Linked DNA regions of Homo sapiens: regions 2 and 3 are each linked to region 1. The links are chromatin loops, found by intact Hi-C in ENCODE. Cell type or tissue: heart left ventricle. All regions are shown on one strand. Region 1 overlaps PAK5 (p21 (RAC1) activated kinase 5). Region 2 overlaps PLCB1 (phospholipase C beta 1). Region 3 overlaps PLCB4 (phospholipase C beta 4).

The links. A loop is a pair of places that touch in the nucleus more often than their neighbours do. Peaks named below come from ENCODE experiments on the same cell type or tissue, not always from the same donor. Only the 100,000 strongest peaks of a DNase experiment are listed, where the experiment ranks them.
Region 2: a loop joins it to region 1, with 8 times the contacts of the local background. A loop is called at or near these places in 20 of 110 quality-filtered maps.
Region 3: it touches region 1 in a loop (4-fold over the local background); 23 of 110 quality-filtered maps call a loop at or near these places.

Annotation. Positions count from the first base shown.
Region 1 is chr20:9,605,324-9,613,323 of GRCh38, reverse strand. The region is part of intron 3 of PAK5 (p21 (RAC1) activated kinase 5); the gene reads left to right. It overlaps LOC105372523 (a long non-coding RNA gene), which reads right to left. Exons shown (of 3, transcript XR_937250.3): 3 at 6,150-6,227. Among named protein-coding and RNA genes, the nearest start is that of LAMP5-AS1, 94 kb to the right of the region's middle. In heart left ventricle, a CTCF peak has its summit at 3,236 (motif pointing right); no DNase peak of the experiment used is centred here.
Region 2 is chr20:8,747,843-8,755,842 of GRCh38, reverse strand. The region is part of intron 23 of PLCB1 (phospholipase C beta 1); the gene reads right to left. Among named protein-coding and RNA genes, the nearest start is that of RNU105B, 79 kb to the left of the region's middle. In heart left ventricle, CTCF peaks have their summits at 3,988 and 4,191 (motif pointing left); no DNase peak of the experiment used is centred here.
Region 3 is chr20:9,463,641-9,471,640 of GRCh38, reverse strand. It overlaps PLCB4 (phospholipase C beta 4), which reads right to left. Exons shown (of 40, transcript NM_001377142.1): 36 at 2,969-3,070. Among named protein-coding and RNA genes, the nearest start is that of LAMP5, 47 kb to the left of the region's middle. In heart left ventricle, a CTCF peak has its summit at 3,435 (motif pointing left); no DNase peak of the experiment used is centred here.

The DNA of each region.
Region 1 (8,000 bases):
ATCCTCCTGTCTGCCTCTCCAAATTTGGAGGAGCAGTTTGCCCTGTGGCCTTACTTCTCTGACAGAACTAAGAAGATTCTTGAAATTTTCTGTTTGTTTAGTTTTTAAATTATTGTTAGGATGGCATGGCAACCTCCAAGCTTCCTACGTGTCACTGGAAAATGGACATCCCATCTGTTTTTGTCAATAAAGTTTTATTGGAATACAACCACACTCATTCATTTCTACATTTTCTATTGCCACTTCTGTGCTGTGGCAGAGTAGTTAAGTAGTTGCCACAGAGACTTGATGGCCCACAAAACCTAAAATATTAGCTCTTTGGACTTTTGTAGACAATTTTTCATCATGTCTGTTCTAGGTAATAGGGATTGAATAATAGGTAAAATAAAGTCTATTTTTAATAGATTGTATAGTCTAATGGGGGGGGAGATACAGTAAAAACTAATAAACATCACGTGGTGATAAATGTCATGAGGAAACTAGAGAAAAGGGGAAAAAGTGACAGGGTAATGGGGTGGTCCAAGAAGGTAAAGTAACATTTCAGCAAAGATGAGAATGGGTTGAGGGAGCGCCTCTGGGGGTAGCTGGGTGATATGGTTTGGATCTTTGTAACCTGCTCAAATCTCATGTTGCATTGTAATCACTCATGTTGGAGCCTGGGCCTGGTGGGAGGTGATTGGATCGGGGGGGTGGAGTTCTCACGAACGGTTTAGCACCAACCGTCTTGGTACTGTCCTCATGATAATGAGTGAGTTCTTGCAAGATCTGGTTGTTTACAAATGTGCGGCCCCTCCCCACTCTCTCTCTTGCTCCTGCTCTGGCCATGTGACATGGCTGTTTCTCCTTTGCCTTCTGCTGTGATTGTAAGTTTCCTGAGGTCTCCCCAGAAGCTGAGCAGATGCCAGACTTATGCTTCCTGTACAGCCTGCAGAACCTTGAACCAATTAAGCCTCTTTTCTTTATAAATTACCCAGTCTCAGGTGTTTCTTTATAGCAGTGTGAGAACGGCCAAATACACTGAGAAATATGTTCTCCAGACGGAGACGACATTAAGAGGAAATGCGCTAAGTGTGCCAGGAGGAACAACAGACAGGGCCCAGTGAGAACTGGAGCCGCGTGTAGGAGCTGAGGGCAGGGCGGCCCCAGAGGACGGGCCTCATTGAGAGCATTAGATTTGGGGGTCTGCTGTCTGCTCTGTTTCAGTGTCTAATCAGTACATATCCCTGCAGCATTTTCCATGGGGGGCCAGACACCCTGTGCCTCAGGGGCATGGGGGTGGCAGAATGACATTGTTTTGCCTGCAAAGAGGAGAACAGAGTTTTTCAGGACGGCTCCCTAGAAGAGACATCACAGTGGTAGTTCCTGCACAAAGAATTTATGGAGGAAGTGTTCCCAAGAAAAACTAGTAATTGCATGAAGGAAATAGGCAGGAAAGGGACAAAAGTGAGTAATGGACAGTCTCAAGTAAATTCCCACCTCTGTCTGATTCCCAGGGAGCTCTGGAGCACAAGTAACTCCTTAGACTTTCTTCTCTCTTGAGGCAGAGTTGGGCTCTCACACTCCCATATAGGGAGGGAAAAACTTTTTCCACTGTCTTCTGGGTTCTTCAGCTGAGGCCCTGCAAATTAGAGTTATGAAAGATAGGTGAAGAACAACAATAAAAACAAACAGACAGGCTGAAGTTTATTAGCACGTGCAGCTTGCATATACACGGGAGAACTCCGTGGTGAGTAACTCAAAGGGGTGACTAGACCTTGGGGCTTATATGGCATCTTAACAAAGATGGATAATTTTGTAGAGAAGTGACAAGAAAAGAGCTTTTGATGATTGGGGTGGCAAATTGTGGGAAGGTAAACACATGGGGAAACATATAAAAGATAGGGTTAGTGAGTAAGGTGTGTTTGTGTAGACTCTCTCAGTACCATCTCTTCTCTGATAATAAGGCCGTTATCCCCTTCCTGGAATGGCAGTTTGGGTGGGGGCAGGGACACCTTCACAACAGGACTTTATGTTCTGTTTTTGGGCAGATAGGAGGAGAGTAGAGAGTTCATTCTGAATCCACTTTTTCTCAATTGCCTCCACTTAAAATAATTCCTATTCCAGAGTGGCATATTACTCCCCGGCATTACCACTTCTCTGCCTATGCAGGCAAAGGGATTCCAATAGGCCAAGAACAGTCCATTGGAGATGAATATCTTGGTCCTTTCCTGCTGCTGTAACAAAATACAGGGAATGGAAAATTTACCAACAATAAAAATTTATTTCTCGCAGTTCTGGAGGCTGGAAGTCTAGGATCAAGGTGCTAGCAGGTTTTGCGTCTGGTGAGGGCACAGTCTGCTTCCGAGATGTCCATTTGAATGAGCACTGAAGGACAAAAAGGCCAAAAGGGGCAAAGGCCATGTCCTCTCGTGGCAGAAGAGATGGAGGGGAAATGGGCCCACCTAGCTCCCTTAACCTTTTATAAGGGCACTAATCTCATTCATGACATAGCCACCTCCTGACAGCCCCACCTCACACTGGGATTTCACTCCCAACCTGTGAAATGTGGAGGGACACATACATTCAAATGACAGCAATAAATTACGGGCACAGACCATTAGAAACAAAGCACACAGATGCCGAGGGAGGGACACGCCAGAACAGTTAAAGAAATCCAAGCGCATCTATGTAGCCTGTCAACAGAGTCTGCTACAAAGACCAAAAAGGAAATGCCTTAGGATCTTTTGCACATGCCGACATCTTATATTTGCCTATTTGTTAATTCAAGCATCAGGTACATCCCTTGTTTGCTATTTGGCTAAATATATTAATATATATGATCTTAAGTAATAATGCTGCAAGCACACTGCACCATGCAGAATCGGTCTACAGTCATGGGATGGAACCACATCAAAACCCCATGCCCAGCAGTTTTGTTTTAGAATTCCAGAGAAACACAACAGAGATAGCTGCCAGTACAGGCTTACTGTGCAAGGCCACATTCAAGCTCTACCTAGGGGCAGCATGCAAGGGAAGTGTTTAGTAATGATTATCTGGAGGATGCAAGCTAATTCTTCCATTTCTTTGATGCCTTCCATAGTGGCTATACCAATTCTGAAGACATTCAATATAAAAATAACTGTGAAGTTTATTAGCCAATTATATACATTCGGCTTTGCGTATGGCGGTGTGATTTCAGCTCTCACCAAGATACTTTCAGGAAGATGACTTTAAGACCTTGCGGTTGCTTTTATCTATCTTCACACCAGGGGGCAGGCTTGAGTCGTTTTTAATTCCTTTGTGTGTTGTTCTTAGAAAACAAAGGCTGTGTCTTATTTAAAACAAAACAAAACAAAAGCTACTACACTTGGTTACCTCAAAGGAAAAGTACCATTTGGCACTTACTTCTACCGTCACAGGCTGATTACAGACCTTCCATAGAATGGATTTAGAGTGTTACATATCCATCTGTCCTGTCTGGATTTCTTTCCACTCCATTTGGAACCATTTTTGAGGATCCATTTGAATTTTAAACAGGAAGACATAATGTCTATGCTAAAGTTCCACCGACTAATATACAGGCCAAAGTTTCCAAATTCCTAAAATTGAAAATTTGTCAAAATTTATAGTCATTTTTAATGTTTTGTGTTGCTGGTGTAAAATCTTCCAGGATAGTATGGCCAGTGCCCAAATGCAAAAACACCCTCATGTTCCTGCCTCTGATGGCTTTGACCACTGGTGGCTGAGGGTTGGCAGCAGAACTCCAGGACTGTGCCTTTGGTGGACTCATTTGCTCCATGTGACCCCCACCATAAACGCAGGCCTTGCAGAAGGAAAGGAAGAGTTTGCATCTCGGCCTGCTCTGTCCCCTTGAGTGTCTTTGCCTGGAAATTGTCAGTGTTTTCACACTTATGTTTTGCCCTCGACCTGGATATGTGGGCACCTATGCGAGGTTAAACTGTGATACTTTGATTTTCATCAATCTGGAAAGTGGTGGCACTAGCTCAGTTGCTTAGGGCAGGACAAACGGGGTTGCAACTGCAGGTGATGTCTTCATTTGACTCATTCTCTTGGCTGTGACTCTACCTGAAAGCCAACTCATCAGCTTGCAAATTACAGCCACTGAACTGGGCCTGGGGAGGCAAAGGCAAGTCTGTCTTCATTACTAGAGAGGCTGTGTAAAGTGCTTTCCCCTTCCCACCCAGCATCATGTGGTTGCCAATGCCTTGTTACACAAAGCCCAGGTGTCTGACTGCAAAGAGAAGCGGTTCTCTCATCCTGAGCCCTTCCACCAGGGGGTTGAATTCATATGTTCCCGACAATAAGTACAACTTGGTGAAGAGGCATCACTAATTCACGAAATCTGCAGATACGTTGCTTTATTCTTCATCATGTTGAAGATCCTTCATTTCTAAGGTTTTCCTTTTCTCTTCTTTTATTCTTGTTGCCATCACCAGCTGCATCAGATAGATGAAGGAGCAGCAGCTGGACAGTTTAATTTATTAGGGCTGTCAGGGCCAATCTACTGCTGATAATAGAACACAGTAGAAGTGGATCTGTCTAGTAAAGCACATTTAATCTAAATGATTCAAATAGTGTTTCAGCAGCTTCCTATAAATTAATTCATTTTAGAATCCCCCTATTAACTTGCTTTTAATTTCAGAATATGTGCACATTGCACACACATTTTTCTCTTAAAAATACCCTGTCTGCTCATGCAGAGAAGATATTTGATATTTAAAATATTTTTCCTCTGATTTTGAAAACAAGATTGAAAGTCAAATTAAAAGACATCACTTGAGATCATGGATGTCTGAACACCATGTCTTACCTAGAGACAATGGAGGATTACTTGCCAGTTCAAATCCACACCAGGAAGGAATGCTTCCACCTCAAGTTTTGGACTGACTGGCTGTCCTCCAAGCGCTGGAGTCCTCTTGGCTAAGGCATTCATAGAAACTTCCTAACTTTTCATTATTTCAAATAATCTCAAATTTACAGAAAAGTTACAAGTACCATATAAAGAACTTTATGTCCTGAATCTATTAAGTTGCCAACCTGACATTCTGTCATTCCAAATACCATAGTGTGTTACCTACCTGCTATAGAATGAATACTTGTATCCCTCCAAAATTTGTATGTTGAAATCCTTACCCTCAGTGTGGTGATATTTGGAGGTGGGGCCTTTGGCAGGTGATTGATTAGGTCAATAAGGGCAGAGCCCTTATGAATGGTATTAGAGTCCCTGTCAAAGAGACCCCATACAGCTCCCTTGTGTGAGGTTATAGTGAGAAGATGGCTGTCTGTGAACCAGGAAGTGTGCCCTCACCAGACACTGTTCCTGCTAGCACCTTGATCTTGGAATTCCCAGCCTCCAGAACTGTGAGAAATAGATTTCTATTGTTTAAAAGCCACTCAGTCTGTGACATTCTGTTAAAGCAGTCTAAATCGACTAATAGTACCAAAAAGAAGCATCATTTTCTTTTTCTCCTTTTCTTTTTTCTTTTCTTTTTTTTTAGACAGAGTCTTGTTGCATTGCCCAGGCTGGAGGGCAGTGGCATGAAGATCATATCTCACTGTAGCCTCAACCTCCCACGCTCAAGTAATCCTCCCACCTTAGCCTCCGGAGTAGCTGGGACTGCAGGCACATGCTACCTACCATGCCTGGCTAATTTTTTAAAATATTTTTTGTAGATACAGGGTCTCCCTAGTCTGGTCTTTAATTCCTGGGCCCAAGTGATCCTCCCACCTTGGCCTCCCAAAGTGCTGGGATTACAGGTGTGAGCCGCCATGCCTGCGTTTTCTACACAGCCACATGCCACCATCAACATTAAGACATTAACACTGAGACCTTACTGCCACTTATTTATCAGGTCCCAAGAAGGTTCTCCAGTTGCCCTAATAATGAAGATCCAATTGAAAGTCACATGTTGCATATTTTGTCATATCTCTTTTTAGTCTTATTGATTCCAGAACAGTTCCTCAGCCTTTCTTTATATTGGCCTTGGCACTTCTGAAGAGCACAGGCCAGTTGTTTTACAGAATGTCCCTCCATTTTCCTTTGGCTGACACTTTCTCATAGTCAGGTTCAGGTGATGCACCTTTGGCAGGACTATCAGAGAAGCCATAGTGGGCTGCACCATTGTTCCAGATTCAGTGTGTTTCATGGCTGGCGGCGCTCACTCTGATCACTCAGTCGAACATGGTGTCTGCCAGGCTTTTCAACTCCAACGTTACTCTTTTCCCCTCTGTAATTAGAAGGTATGGGAGGAGGAAGTTAGTAGAGAATATGAAATATAGACTTTCATTTTTAAAACATAAATCAGCAAAAGATCTTTTATATCAAATTTTAGTTAATTTTCTAAAATTGATTGGCTTTCTTAAGTCTCTTTGTTCTAGATGCACACAGAAGGAAATTATCTCTTGGTGTCTCTGTTTCTCATTTCATGGGGAGGCAGGTCCTACAATGCTTGAAAACCAAGGCCTATACTCTCTCACCCCTATGTTTTTAAGTTTTAATTGACATTTAATGTATTCTTTAAGTGCACAAGTTATGAAGTGTACAGCCCAACACATTTTCACAAAGGAAACACATCAGATCAAGAATCACGATGTTATAGACCCACCCCAGCAGATTCTCACCTTGTGTCTGCTTCCATTCTCAATCACCTCCATGGGTCACCGTTGCCAACTATACATTTTGCTGGTTTTTGAACTTAATTTTCATGGAATTCTTTAGTACCTGTATGATTGTGCCTGATTTCTTTCACTCAACATTATGATTATGAGATTCAGCCTTATTCATGCCACTGTATATAATTGTAGTTATTGCCCCTCCTGGGCTACGGTCCACATGTGGGGTCTTTTACTCCTTCCTTCACTTGACAAGCACCTGTGTATTAGTCCATTCTCACACTGCTACAAAAAATTAACTAAGACTGGGTAATTTATAAAGAAAAGAGTAATTGGCTCACCTCCTCTGCAGGCTGCACAGGAAGCATGATGCTGGCATCTACTTGGTGTCTGGGGAGGCCTCAGAAAACTTACAATCATCGGGGAAGGCAGAGGTGGAGCAGATACATCACATGGCTAGAGCAGGAGGAAGAGAGGGCGGCAGGAGGTGCCACACACTTTTGAAGACTGAGATCTTGTGAGAACTCACTCATTATCATGAGAATAGTACCAAGGGGATGGCACTAAATCATTCATGAGAAGTTCACCCCCCATGATCCAGTCACCTCCCACCGGGCCCTACCGCCAACATTGGAGATTACTATTTGACATGAAATTTGGGCAGGGACACAGATCCAAATCATATCAACCTACTAAGCATCCAGAAATTTAAGTAAAGTGAGTAACACTGGTGCTTACACTTTTGACCATCTAGTCTGTCTAAATTCTCTTCACTTTTTTTTGAGATGGAGTCTCGCTCTGTCACCCAGGCTGGAGTGCAGTAGCGCCATCTCGGCTCACTGCAACCTCCACCTCCAAGGTTCAAGCCATTCTCCCACCTCAGCCTCCCCAGTAGCTGGTATTACAGCTGCATGCCACCACACCCGGCTGATTTTTTGTACTTTTAGTAGAGACGGGGTCTTACCATGTTGACCAGGCTGGTCTCTAACTCCTGGTCTCGAGTGATCCGCCTGCCTTGGCCTCACAAAGTGTTGGGATTAAAGGCATGAGTCACCTTGCCTGGCAATTCTCTTCACTTTTAACCCAGTGGGGAAGCAATAGTAGTTGTCCACTGTATACCTGACACTGTGCCAGGTGTTAACACATACCATGTCTCACTTAATCCTTCCTCCAATCTAGCAATATATCATTATGTCTGTTTTTTAGGGAAGGAATCTGATATTTACAGAGAGGTTTCCATAGTTCGCATAAGACCTTATAGTTAGGTGACAGAGCAGATATTCAAACCTACATCTATCCATGTGCAAAGCTGGCTACAGCAGTCATGAAGATGCCCTGCTTCATATCCCCTGAACACACCTGAGTTTACCTGCAGCTTTGGTGGACTC
Region 2 (8,000 bases), 860 kb after region 1:
TGTAACCCTCCTCATTTATCCTTTACAAACCTTTGTCTTCCTTCCCTCCCTGACTAAGCACATAATTTAGTATGCCCTATTCTTAAATAATACCATTTTCTTTTAGAGAGCATCTGTTTGTTATTTATGTTGACATAAAACAAATAAAACCTTTAAGCTTGTGGAATACTACCAATGAATAATAATAATAAATGCATTGAAACGTAAAATCTTCATTCGACACCCTCCAGCAGCTAATTCCACATACCTTATACACAGTAAACAGTTTAAAAATGTTTGTTGAATAAATGCTGATCCTTATAAAATAATTGCCTACATACTCTTTTAATGTTGCTTTTCAATATGCTAAATTCTCTGTAACTCTTTATCAGAATTGCCTTCCAAGTCCCTGGCAGGTTTTACTGACAATGAGGCTATCCCAATGTTCTACTTTGTAGCACATTTTAAAAATACATTAGGAAATATATTTTTCCAGAAGTCTTTTGGAGCCTAACATTGTGACATTTTGGCATGTGATTACAGATGAAAAATTGACCTATAATAACTTTCTTATAAAAAGTAAGATAAGAGTGAAAATAGTGACACTGATTGTCACCAGTGGCTTTTAATCTGTTTCCCAAATCATCTTTAAACCATCTTCCAAAACTGCATTAAGTGATGGCAGAACTTATTTTAATTCAACAAATCATCCCTGCTTGTTTACTACACCCTACTCAATGCTGGAAGAGCCCTTAGTAGCAGTGGCTGGACATCAGTTAGGGGAGACAGGAGACTAAACAAGTAACCGGGGCAGCCTGTATAGCTCACTATGGCAGAATCTTTCTTTTGAAAAATGACTACTTCTGATGGGTAAGTGCCAGTATGGTCACACTATTTAGTTACATCCATCAGAAAAATTCTCCCTAGAATTATATGCAAAGGGAAAGGATTGTGTATGTGTTGTTCAGCAAGACATTGCAAACTGGAAAGTCATGGTCCCAATGGAGTACATGGATGCATTTTCTTTGGCTCAACCAGTGTTGTCAAATCTTTTAATTAAGGTGATCTTATACTGAAACAATGGGTTTCTTACTTCCCTTGAAAAACTAGATTTGACTACATGGGACCTATACACCCACAGTGGGTGGTTCTTTGGCTTAAATACAGCAGGGGTAACGCTTTGCTGGCCTCCCAGCTGAAGAGGGTGCCCATGGTTACCAAACTCAGCTGCTTTAGAAAGCAGGTAGGAAGATGTCCCTATTCCGTGGGGATCTGACCTTCCCCATTATATCCAAGTTGGTTTCTAAAACCATGTGGGGAATGAACCAGATTCTTCCCAATGTGACAGCTCACTAAAATTAGCCCTCTGAAAAAGGATAGAGAAAAAGAAAATTTTGATGGAGGAAAGAATGGAAGTTAGGGAAAACCAGCTTCTGTGAAAGTAATAATGGTGGCTTTTTTTTTTTTTTTGGCAACTAAAATTAGTGTCTTGAGGTGTTAGACTGGAGGTGCATTCAAACTGGATCCAACAAGTTTATTTTTAGATTTGCATTAGGTTTTCAGATACTCCATGTAGCTGTATGCCCTTGGGAAACCAAGTTCGATTGTCAATTTGAGTCAAATAAAGGAAAAAATAAATCTCTGCTTATCAAGGGCATGTGAGACAAAGCCTCCACCTTCCAAAAAGGGACGTACTATATAAAATCAAAGACATTTTTAAAAAGCAGATAGATGTTAAGTAAACATTCAGGCAAATACTTTATGGTTGCAGTCGGGGATAAAGTGGGCACCAAGGGTTGGTGCTGGACTTTGAAGTAGGCTTTAGAGAAATGCTTAGTCCAGGGGTCACACCTGGTGATGTCTCCATGTAGAGTGGACTGTGTCACTCTTGGGACACAACCCCTAAGGATACTATTCACACTGTAGAGTAATAGGCAGTTAGTGGAAATGATAGAAACCAGTGAAGTAGATTTAATGCAATAGGGCAAAGTGAGGTCATGTCCAGAGCAGGAGAGAGACAGCCTGTAAATGGGGCAGTGGCTGCTGTTCATTTTTAGCCTATTTCCACCCAGGTTTTGAGAAAAATGGAAAAATGAAAGTTTTGAGTGAACTCTCCCAGTTTCCAATCACTGAAAAGACAAACAGAGCACATCTTCAGACTGCATTTGGCCCAGAAGTTGCCAATCTGTACCCTCTGCCAGGAGGAGCAGAGTTTGCCTGGAATTCTGAGATGGTGCAAGAGTGAGCTATGCATCCTTAGTAATGCTGAAGTGACAGGACTGTGCTGGGAACTCGGTGGGCCAGGAGCTTCTTACCTTCTCGCCCCAGTGGCCAAGCAAAGGCATAGAGAAGAGGGTCAGTAATGAGGACATTAAACACTGGGCTAAGGAATTTGGAGATCCTTGCATAGTCTGACTCTTGTCAGGGACCTCATGATTTTCTGGAGACAGATGTTATATACAAGTTAAGTCAGTGGTCCCCAGCCTTTCTGGCACCAAGGACCAGTTTCATGGAAGATAATTTTTTCATGGACCAGGGGGAGAGGAGGTTATTGAGGGGATGGTTTCAGTATGACTCAAGTGCATTACATGTATTGTGCACTTTATTTCTATTATTATTGTTACATTGTACTATATAATGAAATAATTATACAACTCACCATAATGTAGAATCAGTGAGAGCCCTGAGCTTGTTTTCTTGCAACTAGATGGTCCCATTTGGGGGTGATGGGAAACAGTAACAGGTCATCATGCATTAGATTTTCATAAGGAGCCCACAACCTAGATTTTTCACATGTGCAGTTCACAATAGGGTTCACAGTCCTATGGGAATCTAATGCCACTACTGATCTAACAGGAGGCAGAGCTCAGGGAGTAATTTGAGTGATGGGGATGAAGCTTTGCTTGCTTGCCCACCTGCTGCTTACTTCCTGCTGTGCGGGCCAGGTCCTAATAAGCTACAGACCAGTACTGGTTGGGATGCCTGAGTTAAGTAAGATTCTATAACATATACATGTGACTAATGTTTAAACTTTTTTGCTAAGGGCTGTAGACACTTTTTTTTTTTTTTTTGAGATGGAGTCTCACTCTGTCACCCAGGCTGGAGTGCAGTAGTGCAATTTTGGCTCATTGCAACCTCCACCTCCTGGGTTCAAGCGATTCTCCTGCCTCAGCCTCCCGAGTAGCTGGAATTACAGGCATGCACCACCATGCCCAGCTAATTTTTGTATTTTTAGTAGAGACGGGGTTTCACCATGTTAGCCAGGCTGGTCTCGAACTCCTGACCTCAAGTGATCCACCTGCCTCGGTCTCCCAAAGTGCTGGATTACAGGCATGAGCCACCCTGCCCAGCCCATAGGTACACATTTTAATTGATTCCATTTACCGAATGGAGACTGCAATTAGAAGTGGCTGTAGATCATCCTGGGTTAGACACTGTTATATACAACAGCTTTTTCACAGCCAGTCAGTGTAGGCAACACGCACAGTACCATAATAAAGCAAAATAATCGGAGGTGTTATTAAAAGTCTTTACTAAAAACTTTATTAAAAGTCATGTAACTTGCCAGAGGTCACACAGGAAACTGTGAACAAGTATTTGAATATGGACTATATGCTAAAGACTAAATTTTTCTATTACAGCAGTCCACTCTATGATAACAGCAGCTTAAGGAACCGTAATAATAACTTAACTTGCTGCTGAGATAGAGATGTCTACATGTAAACATAATTCTCAAAGAACTACCCTGTTGCACTAAAAAGGCATCCGTACATACAAAGTTAAATAAGTTAAGCAAAACAATGGCTGAAAAATGAAAAAAAGCACCTATAGGAGTACAATACTAAAATTGAACTTTCTGATATTATAATTGAAAGATCGAATAATTCCACTATATGGATCTGTAAGCCAAAGTGCAAAAACCAAATTCCTTATCCCACTCAAGAGAATCAGCAGAAGTCAATATTTTATTTCTCCCCCATTATTTGTTTTTATGAGTGAATAAAAATCTGGTACTGGAAATTGTGATAGAAACAGAAACTAGGAATGTCTAGTTTCTTAATTTGATTCAAAGATTTAAATTCCAATTAAGCAATTATCAAGGAAAGAAGATTCAGAAGGTGGTAGTACTTCAGTCGCATTGACTAGATTTTTCTTAGGTGGGTAGTGAAAAAAAAAGTGCAGAATGAACCACAGAAGTAAGTTCCTGCCCTCTAGTGGACAAATGCAATCATTGCAATATCTTTTTCTTCAAAATATGCCTAACTTGAATGTTAAAATTAAATATAAAAAGAATTTGTACGCTTCCTAATTCCAAAATGAACAGAAGTGCACTGAAAATAGAATACAGATGGACCAGTAAAATGGTAACTGAAAAGATCATTTTTATAAGTTCTATAGAAGGAGGAAAAGCCATTTGATGTGCTGGTTGAAAAGATTTCCGTCCTGGGCATTGAAAGTTTGGATCTGATGGTTGAGCAGCAGAGAATTAGGATTTGGAGGATTTAACTGAATGGTTAACATGGTAAGTGAAGGGCCTTTCAAATATCATATGTATTACTGGGCTATTAGAGGTGTTGGATCATGCTTTCCTTGTCTGAGTCATCTGAAGAGTGCAGTTCCGGCCGGGCGCGGTGGCTCATGCCTGTAATCCCAGCACTTTGGGAGGCCGAGGCGGGTGGATCCCGAGGTCAGGAGATCGAGACCATCCTGGCTAACATGGTGAAATCCCGTCTCTACTAAAACTACAAAAAAAAAAAAAAATTAGCCGGGCTTGGTGGTGGGCGCCTGTAGTCCCAGCTACTCAGGAGGCTGACCCAGGAGAATGGCGTGAACCCGGGAGGCGGAGCTTGCAGTGAGCCGAGATCGCGCCTCTGCACTCCAGCCTGGGCAACTGAGCAAGACTCCGTCTCAAAAAAAAAAAAAAAAAAAAGAGTGCAGTTCTTTTTACCTTATGACAGCATCTTGCTTTGGATGGGCACCACATGGGTAAGAGGTAAGGCCATCAGTTTTTCCAGCGTATTACGGGTGAGTCTCATAATTTCATCATGCAGAAATCCACCCTACTCAGGACAAATATTGTCAGAAAGTAGCTTTGTTAGAGCCAGCCTTTCCCTTAAGGAGGAGCTTCTTCAAACATGAGCACAATTTGTACCTTAAATTTCTATTAGTTGAATGAAATTAGATAATGTATCTGCCTCATATTTCTAAGAAATTCAGAATCACTTTAACAAACTTTGTCCTGCTGTATGCACTCCCAAACGTTTAGGAGTGAAGTATACTGATGTTTGCAACCTACTTTAAAATGCATCCTATTGAACCAAGATGGATAGATAAATGGATAGAGGGATTTATATGTGATCAAGTGAAAGCATCAAAATTTTAATTATGGAATCCGGGTGGCTGATATATAGGTGTTCCTTGTACAGCTCTTTCAATGTTAGCTTAGAATTTTTCATAATGAAATATGTCAAAACTCCTAATTTTGAAGAGTCTACCAGGGTGAGTTAGAAGCAAGAGACAGCTTTAATGAGCTGGATAAATTCATCTGTTGACTTCAGTTTTTTGAGCTTCTTCATTAACACCAAGTAAAGTACTTTTGGTGTTTTGCACAGTTAATGTCCAGCAAGTTCTTCCAGCGGTAACTGGAGCATGGGTTCAAGTGAATCTTGACACAGCATGGCTGTGTGTCATCATATAAGCACTCACATGAGTCAACAGCATTCACATGGTATCATTTTGTTGAACATTAGTAGCAGCTGCAATTTTACACATAGATGTATAAATTTTATAATGTCACTCTCTTCCTCCAAGTTGTAAGGGCTATGAGAGCATCTGATTTTCCTCAGCATTACATATATAATGGCCATCAGAGTGACTGACACATAGTTGGGTTTTTTTAAAAAAAAAATATTGAATGAATGCATAATTCATATTTAGTTTCCTGTTAGTACATAATAAATAGCTCTATTATTAATGGCAAAGTCCTGAAAGTAAAGAACTACCTAAATGTTATGCTAAAATAAAACAAATTTGAATGAATGAATAAATCAATGAATGAAAAGAGTGAAGATGCTGCTTTCTGCTGTCTGTAACAAGTTTGTATTTAATGCATAATAACAGCAGGTTACTCAGCAGGCTATCAAAGGGTAAAAGAACATAGCTCTGCTGACCCTTTTATATGTGTTACATATACAAACTTTAATATATGTATATAAAAAAGTTCCTACCAACTTGAATTTATTAGAAGTGTTTTGATACAGTTTACAAAGAATTCAGAAGGAATGAACTCTTGGCTGCTAGGTAGAAATCATGGATTTCTCTTTTTAAAGGAAAGTAGACCAACAACTCTTAATGTTAATTTTGTGGAAATATATCTTTGAGATTAATTAAGTCAAATCGTTTGGTACGGACTATGGTCAATCACTTGCGGGACAAATTCTGGATAATTCCCAGGAAAAGTGTCTCCTGGAGCCCTTCCCAGGTTTCTGTGATTAAGCTGTCATTTTAGAGTGGATGGAATTAATGGGTTTCATCTGGGGAGAGCCACACTCTTGCGAAAGAAAGATGCAGGGCTTCAAAGCAGCGGTTTTTAATGTGTGGTCCCCAGACCAGCATCAGCTTCACTGCAGATTGTTAGAGATGCAAATTCTTGAGTCCGCCCCAGACCTACTGAATCAGAAACTTTGGCTACGACACCCATCGATCTGTGTTTTAGGAAGCCATCTGGGTGATTCTGGTACATGCTAAAGTTTGAGAGCCCTGCTAATCCAAATATGGTCCATGGGCCATAAGCATCACCTGGAAGCTTGTTGAATATGCGGTGTTTTGTGATCTGTGCCAGACCTACTGAATCTGAATCTGCATTGTAACAAGATTCTCAAGTGATCTGTATGCACGTTGAAAAAAATAAATTTTATTGTGTAAATTCAAGGCATACAACATGATGTTATAAGATACCTATGTACAGTAAAATGGTTACTATAAGGGAACAAATAGACATATCCATCATCTCACATAGTTACCCGCTTTGTCCCCCTGTGGCAAGAACAGCTATAATCTACTCATTTAGAAAAAATTCTGACTATGATACATGATTGTTAATTATAGTCCTCACGCTGTACATTAGATTTTTTTACTTGTTCATCCTACACATTTCCTGCTTTGTATCATTTGACCCACACCTCCCCATTTCCTGCACCTGTATGCACATTAAAACTTGAGAAGCCCTGCTCTAAAGCAAAGTGAAAAACTTCATCATTAATTGGGAGCCATGATTTTATAATTGGACATGACATGGATATTGAAGTTATTGTACTCATCCCTATTTTAGGCAGATGAACCCAAAGCCCCTCATTAGAATCCATTGAAATTTTAGAAATTTTTATGGAGGATATTCGTAAAAGCAGCTGAATTGAACCAATCATTGACCAGTTTCAATTCAAGTGAATGAATGGTCTTTTCTTGATACATATTTAAAAAGACCCTAGTTCTTCAACTCATTGGCCGTTGATATTAGGCACCAAATCACTCTACCATAATGAGCAATTGTTCCCTTCTCTAAAAATGGGGATTACTATGGTTTTCCTAGTTAGGACCCAGTTTTATCCAAGGCATCCAATGAAAGTGCATTGTGAATGCCAAATCTGTACAGTATAGAAATGAAAGAGATAGCATCACTATTTAAAGGAAAACCTTTTCTTTTTACTGTATTGGATGCTTTAAAGTTCAGGGATTTTGATAAACTATTGTTTCTATAAATTAATATCTTGCAAATTTATTATTTGAGGAGGAAGATTTGAAGGAGGAAGAATTTTATTTAAAGAGAATCCAAAATAAGCTGTAAACCTCATCTTTGATTTTAGTGTCAAGTTCTTATATTGTGAATGAAATATCAAGTTTCTGTTTTGAATAATTAAATGGTATCCAAGGCCTTGGGCAAAACATTGTAACCTTATAAAAGCACTACCTTGGATTTTTTTGATGTCACATTATTTTATTGGTGGAATTCATATCATTATTAA
Region 3 (8,000 bases), 140 kb after region 1:
TGAAAAGACCTATAACTTCTTGAACTTCTGTAATAATTGCCAGTCTGTTCAGGTTTTCTCCATTTTCAGTCAGTTTTGGATATTTATATTTTTCAAAGCAATTCTCCACTCCATCTAACGTTTCAAATTTATTGGTAGTTTTTTTTAATAGTAGACTTAGTTTTTCAAAGCGTTTTTCTCTGTAGTTAATTCCCCTTTTCATTCCTAACATCACTAATTCGTGCTTTCTCTCTCTTCTTTAGTCTTGGTGAAAGTTAACTGATTTATTATTCTTTTCAAATAAGCTTTTGTTTTTCTGAATGTTCTCTATTGCATTTTGTTTTCTATTTCAGTATTTTTTGCTTTTTAAATTTATTTCTTTCCATCAGAGATCTTTGGGTTCACTCTGTTTTTCCAACTTCATATTCTCTTTGAGTGGTTAGCTCATTAATTTTCACATCTTTTAAAAAATATATGCATCTAGGCTATATTTTTCCCTCCAAATATCACTTTAACTACCCTCTACACATTGATAAATAGTGTTTACATTGTCATTCAGTTATAAATATTGGGTAATTTCTGTTAAAATGTCTTCTTTGATCTAAAAATGTAAGTATGATTTTCAGTTTCTATGTATCTTTCTTAGTGCTATGACAAATTTTTAAATTTTATTTCTCCTCAGTTTGATAAAGTGGATACAAACATACACACAGTATGGGTTTAGAATATAACTATCATTTGGTATAGAAAAATTATTTTTTAAAAAACAGCCAATTTGTAGATATTTTGGAACCACATACCACTGGATACAAACTTATAAGAGATAGCAGAGTAGGGTGACTATACTTAGCCACAAATGTATAGTACTTGGGTGATGGACAACCTAAATGCCCTGACTTGATCACTGGGCATTGTATACATGTAAAGTTTTCTCACGTACCCCCATACAGTTGCACAAATAAAAATAGAAAGTTACAACAAATAAGTACAGTTTTCAAAATAAGATAAATTTTTAAGACCCTTGCTAATTAAGTTAGCAGTAACTCCAAATTGAAGATAATTTGACCTCAACCGAGCTAAAGTCTACTTTGTAACATATTTGAAAAAGATGGTAAAAAGCTATTAATTGGCACATTTGTCATGGTTAATTCTATATTTCACTTTGGATAGTCTAAAACAGTTCAAATTCATGAGGTTTTATCATGGCTGGAATATTTGGTGTTTTCAAACTGAAGAAGGTGTCATTTCCATGTATATAAGGCCCTTAAACAAAGTTGCTTATCTGAGAATAACATCCAGAGAATGACATTTTTTCTTTTCTTTTTTTTTTTGAGATGGAGTTTTGCTCTGTTGGCCAGGCTGGAGTGCAATGGCAGGATCTCGGCTCACTGCAACCTCCGCCCCTGGGGTTCAAGCAATTCTCCTGCCTCAGCCTCCTGAGTAGCTGGGATTACAGGCAGGTACCACCACACCCAGCTAATTTTTTTGTATTTTTAGTAGAGGTGAGGTTTCACCATGTTGGTCAAGCTGGTCCCAAACTCCTGACCTCAGGTAATCTGCCCACCTCGGCCTCCCAAAGTGCTGGGATTACAGGTGTGAGCCACTGCACCTGGCTCATAAAACAGCTTTTCTCTGTTGGACTTTGGCCAAAAGGCCACCTTCTTGCTAGGTATTATTCCCCCAAAAGAAGGAACCCCACTGTCCCTAACTGCTGGTGGCGTAATCCAGGCTCTTGGTTATGGAGCTGATAGCATTTGTATTCTCAGATGTTCCTTGAGGTGGATGATGGGCAGCACTGGTGATCGCTGGGAATTAAGTGCCTATCCCTTGGGTAACATGACTATTGACAGCTCCTCAGATCCCCTTCACCAGCTGTGTCTAAAGGGCTTGCACTTGGCACCTTCTATAGAGGACACACAAACCTTCCCCCCAGTCTCAGGCGGCCAATGACTGCCTAATATGGAAACACAAAAGCCAGGTACTCTTGCTTCAAAGAGGGACAAATCTGTGGTGGAATTTTTTATTTGAGGTTACTGGGACCCTAGGTGAGACCACATCCTTGCTTAGGGCCTGCCCTGGGCCTTCCTGCTTTCTCACTCCCTTTCTCTGAAGGTCCCTTCCTCAGTGAATCACAAGCACATCAATTCCTGCCTTGATCTGCTTCCAGAAAACTCACCTAACATAAGGACAAATGAGACAAATGGGATGGGGGCTTTCAAGATGATCCCATGTGAAGGACTACTGAAGAAGACCGCCCTCCTGACTGTTGCTGCTATTCAGAACTGGCCCATCCAGAACGGACTGACACCTGAGCAGGGGAGAGGCTTGCAGAATGACCCAGTGGAACCTGGGAAGGATGCTTCAGAATTATATTGATTATAGGCTGGGCGCAGTGGCTCACGCCTATAATCCCAGCACTTTGGGAGGCTGAGGCGGGCAGATCACTTGAGGTCAGGAGTTCAAGACCAGTGTGGCCAACATGGTGAAACCCCATCTCTCCTAAAAATACAAAAATTAGCCAGGTGTGGTGGTGCATGCCTGTAATCCCAGCTACTAGGGAGGCTCAGGCAGGAGAATCGCTCAAACCCAGGCAGAGGTTGCAGTGAGCTGAGATTGTGCCACTGCACTCTAGCATGGGTAATAAAGCAAGACTCCATCTCAAAACAAACAAGCAAAAAAAAAAATGAATAAAATAAAAAAAAGAATTATATTATTATGTCATATTTTATGCAACTTTGTTTGTAAAGCAGCACATATATATTGAATGTAAACTAATTTTACTGGTGGTAGTAAGCAACCAGAAAATGTGGACGATTGTTCTACAGTGATAATAACAAATCTCCATTGCAGTTATAATAGCAGAATTCCTAGTCAAAAGCCACAAGTGTTTTGCTGTCTCAGTTGTGTGTGTGTGTACACACATAAAGAAAGTTGAGACTGTGTCCTCAAGTCAATGCCATATTCCTGCAGTGAACACTCTCAGACTTACCTTTCCCGTTCTGCTTTATTCTTGATAGATTTATCTTGGCTGATGGCTTTGCTATTTTCCATAGAAATCTTAGCCTGGTGTGCTCGCATTTCCTTGCTTTCCCTATGTATTAAAAACAAGAAAACAAACAGGGAGGGGGGATGGAGAGTTTGTGTTTAATGGGTAGAGAGATTCACCTGGGGAAAATGAGAAAGTTCTAGAGGTGGGTGGCAGTGACGGGTACACAACAAAGTGAATGTACTTAATGTCATGCACTTAATGGTTACAACAGTAAAGTTTACATTTTATATATATAGACATAATTTAAGCATGGAAAAAAACAAAAATACTTCTGTTTATAGCAATATGACTAGGCTCACTCCTCTCACTCTTCTTTTTTTTTCTTTCTATTATTGAGCTCATCGACTTCTGTATTTTGGAAAAAGGAGGGACGGGACCCCAAGCTATGTGGATGCTGATCCTTGAGGGGCAGTGGCCACCTAGTGGTGAAGTGACAGTGATGGCCTGTGATGAGGAGACAGTATTTTTGCCCATAAATATAAAGATCTCAGTTTTGCTTCATATTATTTGGGATCAGATGGGCTGGAAGAGAGAGAGAAAATGTTCTAACCATCACAAACGGCCTTCCTGTTTCTATCAGCCACAGGAATGAAAGGGACTAAATGGTTTCAAGTAAGCACAGGGAATAGCAAAAAAGTAGGTTTGCAGGTGACCAACCACTGCATGTGGGAATGCATGTGTATGCATGACACACATGCATTAAAGGAATAAAACTTAAAATGCTACATAGTATATTATTACAAAAATTTTTTTCTATAACCTATGGAGATCTATTGAAAGCACTGCCTGGAAACCAGCATACAAGCAGTCAGGTTACCTAGGCACTGCTATTTGCTCTGCATCCAAAGAGATGGGCAATACTGAACTGGAGAGTTGCTCACTCAGCTACCCTAGAGCCACTCCAGCAGGAACATGTATAGAAACTCTGGACACAAGAAGATCACTCTCAGATTTTACCATAACTTGTTAGGAAATTGACCTTTCTGTATTCATTCATTCAACAAACACCAATGACCAAACGTTGCTGACAAATGTCAAGAAAGCAAAGATTTTTAACCAAGAATAATAGTTGTGATCATGAGGAAGAAACACAACCACCAGGGGTTTGAGAAAAAGCTAAAATACTGCTGTTGCTTTGAAAAGTGCTTCTGCCATGGATTTATTTTATTTATTTATTTATTTTTTATTATACTTTAAGTTCTAGGGTGCATGTGCACAACGTGCAGGATTGATACATAGGTATACATGTGCCATGTTGGTTTGCTGCACCCATCAACTCGTCATTTACATTAGACATTTCTCCTAATGCTATCCCTCCCCCAGTCCCCCACCCTCCAAAAGGCCCGGTGTGTGACGTTCCCTACCCTGTGTCCAAGTGTTCTCACTGTTCAATTCCCACCTATGAGTAAGAACATACGGTGTTTGGTTTTCTGTCCTTGTGATAGTTTGCTGAGAATGATGGTTTCCAGCTTCATCCATGTCTCTGCAAAGGACATGAACTCATCCTTTTTTATGGCTGCATAGTATTCCATGTTGTATATGTGCCACATTTTTTTAATCCAGTCTATCACTGATGGACATTTGGGTTGGTTCCAAGTCTTTGCTATTGTCAATAGTGCCACAATAAACACATGTGTGCATGTGTCTTTATAGTAGCATGGTTTATAATTCTCTGGGTATATACCCAGTAATGGGATTGCTGGGTCAAATGGGATTTCTAGTTCTAGATCCTTGAGGAATCGCCACACTGTCTTCCACAATCGTTGAACAAATTTACACTCCCACCAACAGTGTAAAAGCGTTCCTATTTCTCCACGTCCTCTCCAGCATCTGTTGTTTCCTGACTTTTTAATGATCGCCATTCTAACTGGCGTGAGATGGCAACTCTTGTGGTTTTGATTTGCATTTCTCTGATGACCAGTGATGATGAGCATTTTTTCATGTGTCTGTTGGCTGCATAAATGTCTCCTTTTGAGAAGTGTCTGTTCATATCCTTTGCCTACTTTTTGATGGGGTTGTTTTTTTCTTGTAAATTTGTTTGAGTTCTTTGTAGATTCTGGATATTAGCCCTTTGTCAGATGGGTAGACTGCAAAAATTTTCTCCCATTCTGTGAGTTGCCTGTTCACTCTAATGGTAGTTTCTTTTGCCATGCAGAAGCTCTTTAGTTTAATTAGATCCCATTTGTCTGTTTTGGCTTTGGTGGCCATTGCTTTTTGTTTTAGTCATGAAGTCCTTGCCCATGCCTATGTCCTGAATGGTATTGCCTAGGTTTTCTTCTAGGGCTTTTATGGTTTTAGGTCTGACATTTAAGTCTTTAATCCATCTTGAATTAATTTTTGTATAAGGTGTAAGGAAGGGATCCAGTTTCAGCTTTCTACATATGGTTAGACAGTTTTCCCAGCACCATTTATTAAATAGGGAATCCTCTCCCCATTTTTTGTTTTTGTCAGGTTTGTCAAAGATCAGATGGTTGTAGATGTGTGGTGTTATTTCTAAGGGCTCTGTTCTGTTCCATTGGTCTATATCTCTGTTTTCGTACTAGTACCATGCTGGTTTGGTTACTGTAGCCTTGTAGTATAGTTTAAAGTTGGGTAGCATGATGCCTCCAGCTTTGTTCTTTTTGCTTAGGATTGTCTTGGCAATGAGGGCTCTTTTTTGGTTCCATATGAACTTTAAAATAGTTTTTTCCAATTCTGTGAAGAAAGTCATTGGTAGCTTGATGGGGATGGCATTGAATCTATAAATTACCTTGGGCAGTATGGGCATTTTCACGATACTGATTCTTCCTATCCATGAGCATGGAATGTTCTTCCATTCATTTCTGTCCTCTTTTATTTCATTGAGCAGTGGTTTGTAGCTCTCCTTGAAGAGGTCCCTCACATCTCTTGTAAGTTGGATTCCTAGGTATTTTATTCTCTTTGTAGCAAATGCAAATGGAAGCTCACTCATGATTTGGCTCTCTGGTTGTCTGTCATTGGTGTATAGGAACGCTTGTGATTTTTGCACATTGATTTTGTATCCTGAGACTTTGCTGAAGTTGCTTATCAGCTTGAGGAGATTTGGGGCTGAGATGAAGGGGTTTTCTAAATATACTATCATGTGATGTGCAAACAGGGACAATTTGACTTCCTCTTTTCCTAAATGAATACCCTTTATTTCTTTCTCTTGCCTGATTGCCCTGGCCAGAACTTCCAACACTATGTTGAATAGGAGTGGTGACAGAGGGCATCCTTGTCTTGTGCCAGTTTTCAGAGGGAATGCTTCCAGTTTTTGCCCATTCAGTATGACATTGGCTGTGGGTTTGTCATAAATAGCTCTTATTAATTTGAGATACATTCCATCAATATCTAGTTTATTGAGAGTTTTTAGCATGAAGGCCTGTTGAATTTTGTTGGCCTTTTCTGCATCTATTGAGATAATCATGTGGTTTTTGTTATTGGTTCTGTTTACGTGATGGATTACATTTATTGATTTGCATATGTTGAACCAGACTTGCATCCCAGGGATGAAGCCGACATGATCATGGTGGTTAAGCTTTCTGATGTGCTGCTGGATTTGGTTTGCCAGTATTTATCTTATTGAGGATTTTTGCATGGATGTTCATCAGGGATATTGGTCTAAAATTCTCTTTTTTTGTTGTGCCTCTGCCAGGCTTTGGTATCAGGATGATGCTGGCCTCATAGAATGAGTTAGGGAGGATTCCCTCTTTTTCTGTTGATTGGAATAGTTTCAGAAGGAATGGTATCAGCTCCTCTTTGTATCTCTGGTAGAATTCGGCTGTGAATCTGTCTGGTCCTGGACTTTTTTTGATTGGTAGGCTATTAATTATTGCCTCAACTTTAGAGCCTGTTATTGGTCTATTCAGAGATTCAACTTCTTCCAGGTTTAGTCTCGGGAGGGTGTATGTGTCCAGGAATTTATCCATTTCTTCTAGATTTTCTAGTTTATTTGCATAGAGGTGTTTATAGTATTCTCTGATGGTAGTTTGTATTTCTGTGGGATCGGTGGTGATATCTCTTTTATCATTTTTTTATTGCATCTTTTTTATTCTTCTCTCTTTTCTTCTTTATTAGTCTTGCTAGCAGTCTATCAATTTTGTTGATCTTTTCAAAAAACCAGCTCCCGGATTCATTGATTTTTTTGAAGGGTTTTTTGTGTCGCTATCTCTTTCAGTTCTGCTCTGATCTTAGTTATTTCTTGCCTTCTGCTAGCTTTGGAATTTGTTTGCTCTTGCGTCTCTAGTTCTTTTAATTGTGACGTTAGGGTGTCAATTTTATATCTTTCCTGCTTTCTCTTGTGGGCATTTAGTGCTATAAATTTCCCTCTACACACTGCTTTAAATGTGTCCCAGAGATTCTGGTATGTTGTGTCTTTGTTCTCATTGGTTTCAAAGAACATCTTTATTTCTGCCTTCATTCCATTATTTACCCAGTAGTCATTCAGGAGCAGGTTGTTCTGTTTCCATGTAGTTTTGCAGTTTTGAGTGAGTTTCTTAATCCTGAGTTCTAATTTGATTGCACTGTGGCCTGAGAGATAGTTTGTTGTGATTTCTGTTCCTTTACATTTGCTGAGGAGTGCTTTACTTCCAATTATGTTGTCAATTTTAGAATAAGTGTGATGTGGTGCTGAGAAGAATGTATATTCTGTTGATTTGGGGTGGAGAGTCCTGTAGATGTCTATTAGGTCTGCTTGGTGAAGAGCCGAGTTCAAGTCCTGGATATCTTATTAACCTTCTGTCTCATTGATCTGTCTAATATTGACAGTGGGGTGTTAAAGTCTCCCATTATTATTATGTGGGAGTCTAAGTCTCTTTGTAGGTCTCTAAGGACTTGCTTTATGAATCTGCATGCTCCTGTATTGGGTGCATATATATTTAGGATAGTTAACTCTTCTTGTTGAATTGATCCCTTTACCATTATGTAATGGCCTTCTTTGTCTCTTTTGATCTTTGTTGGTTTAAAGTCTGTTTTA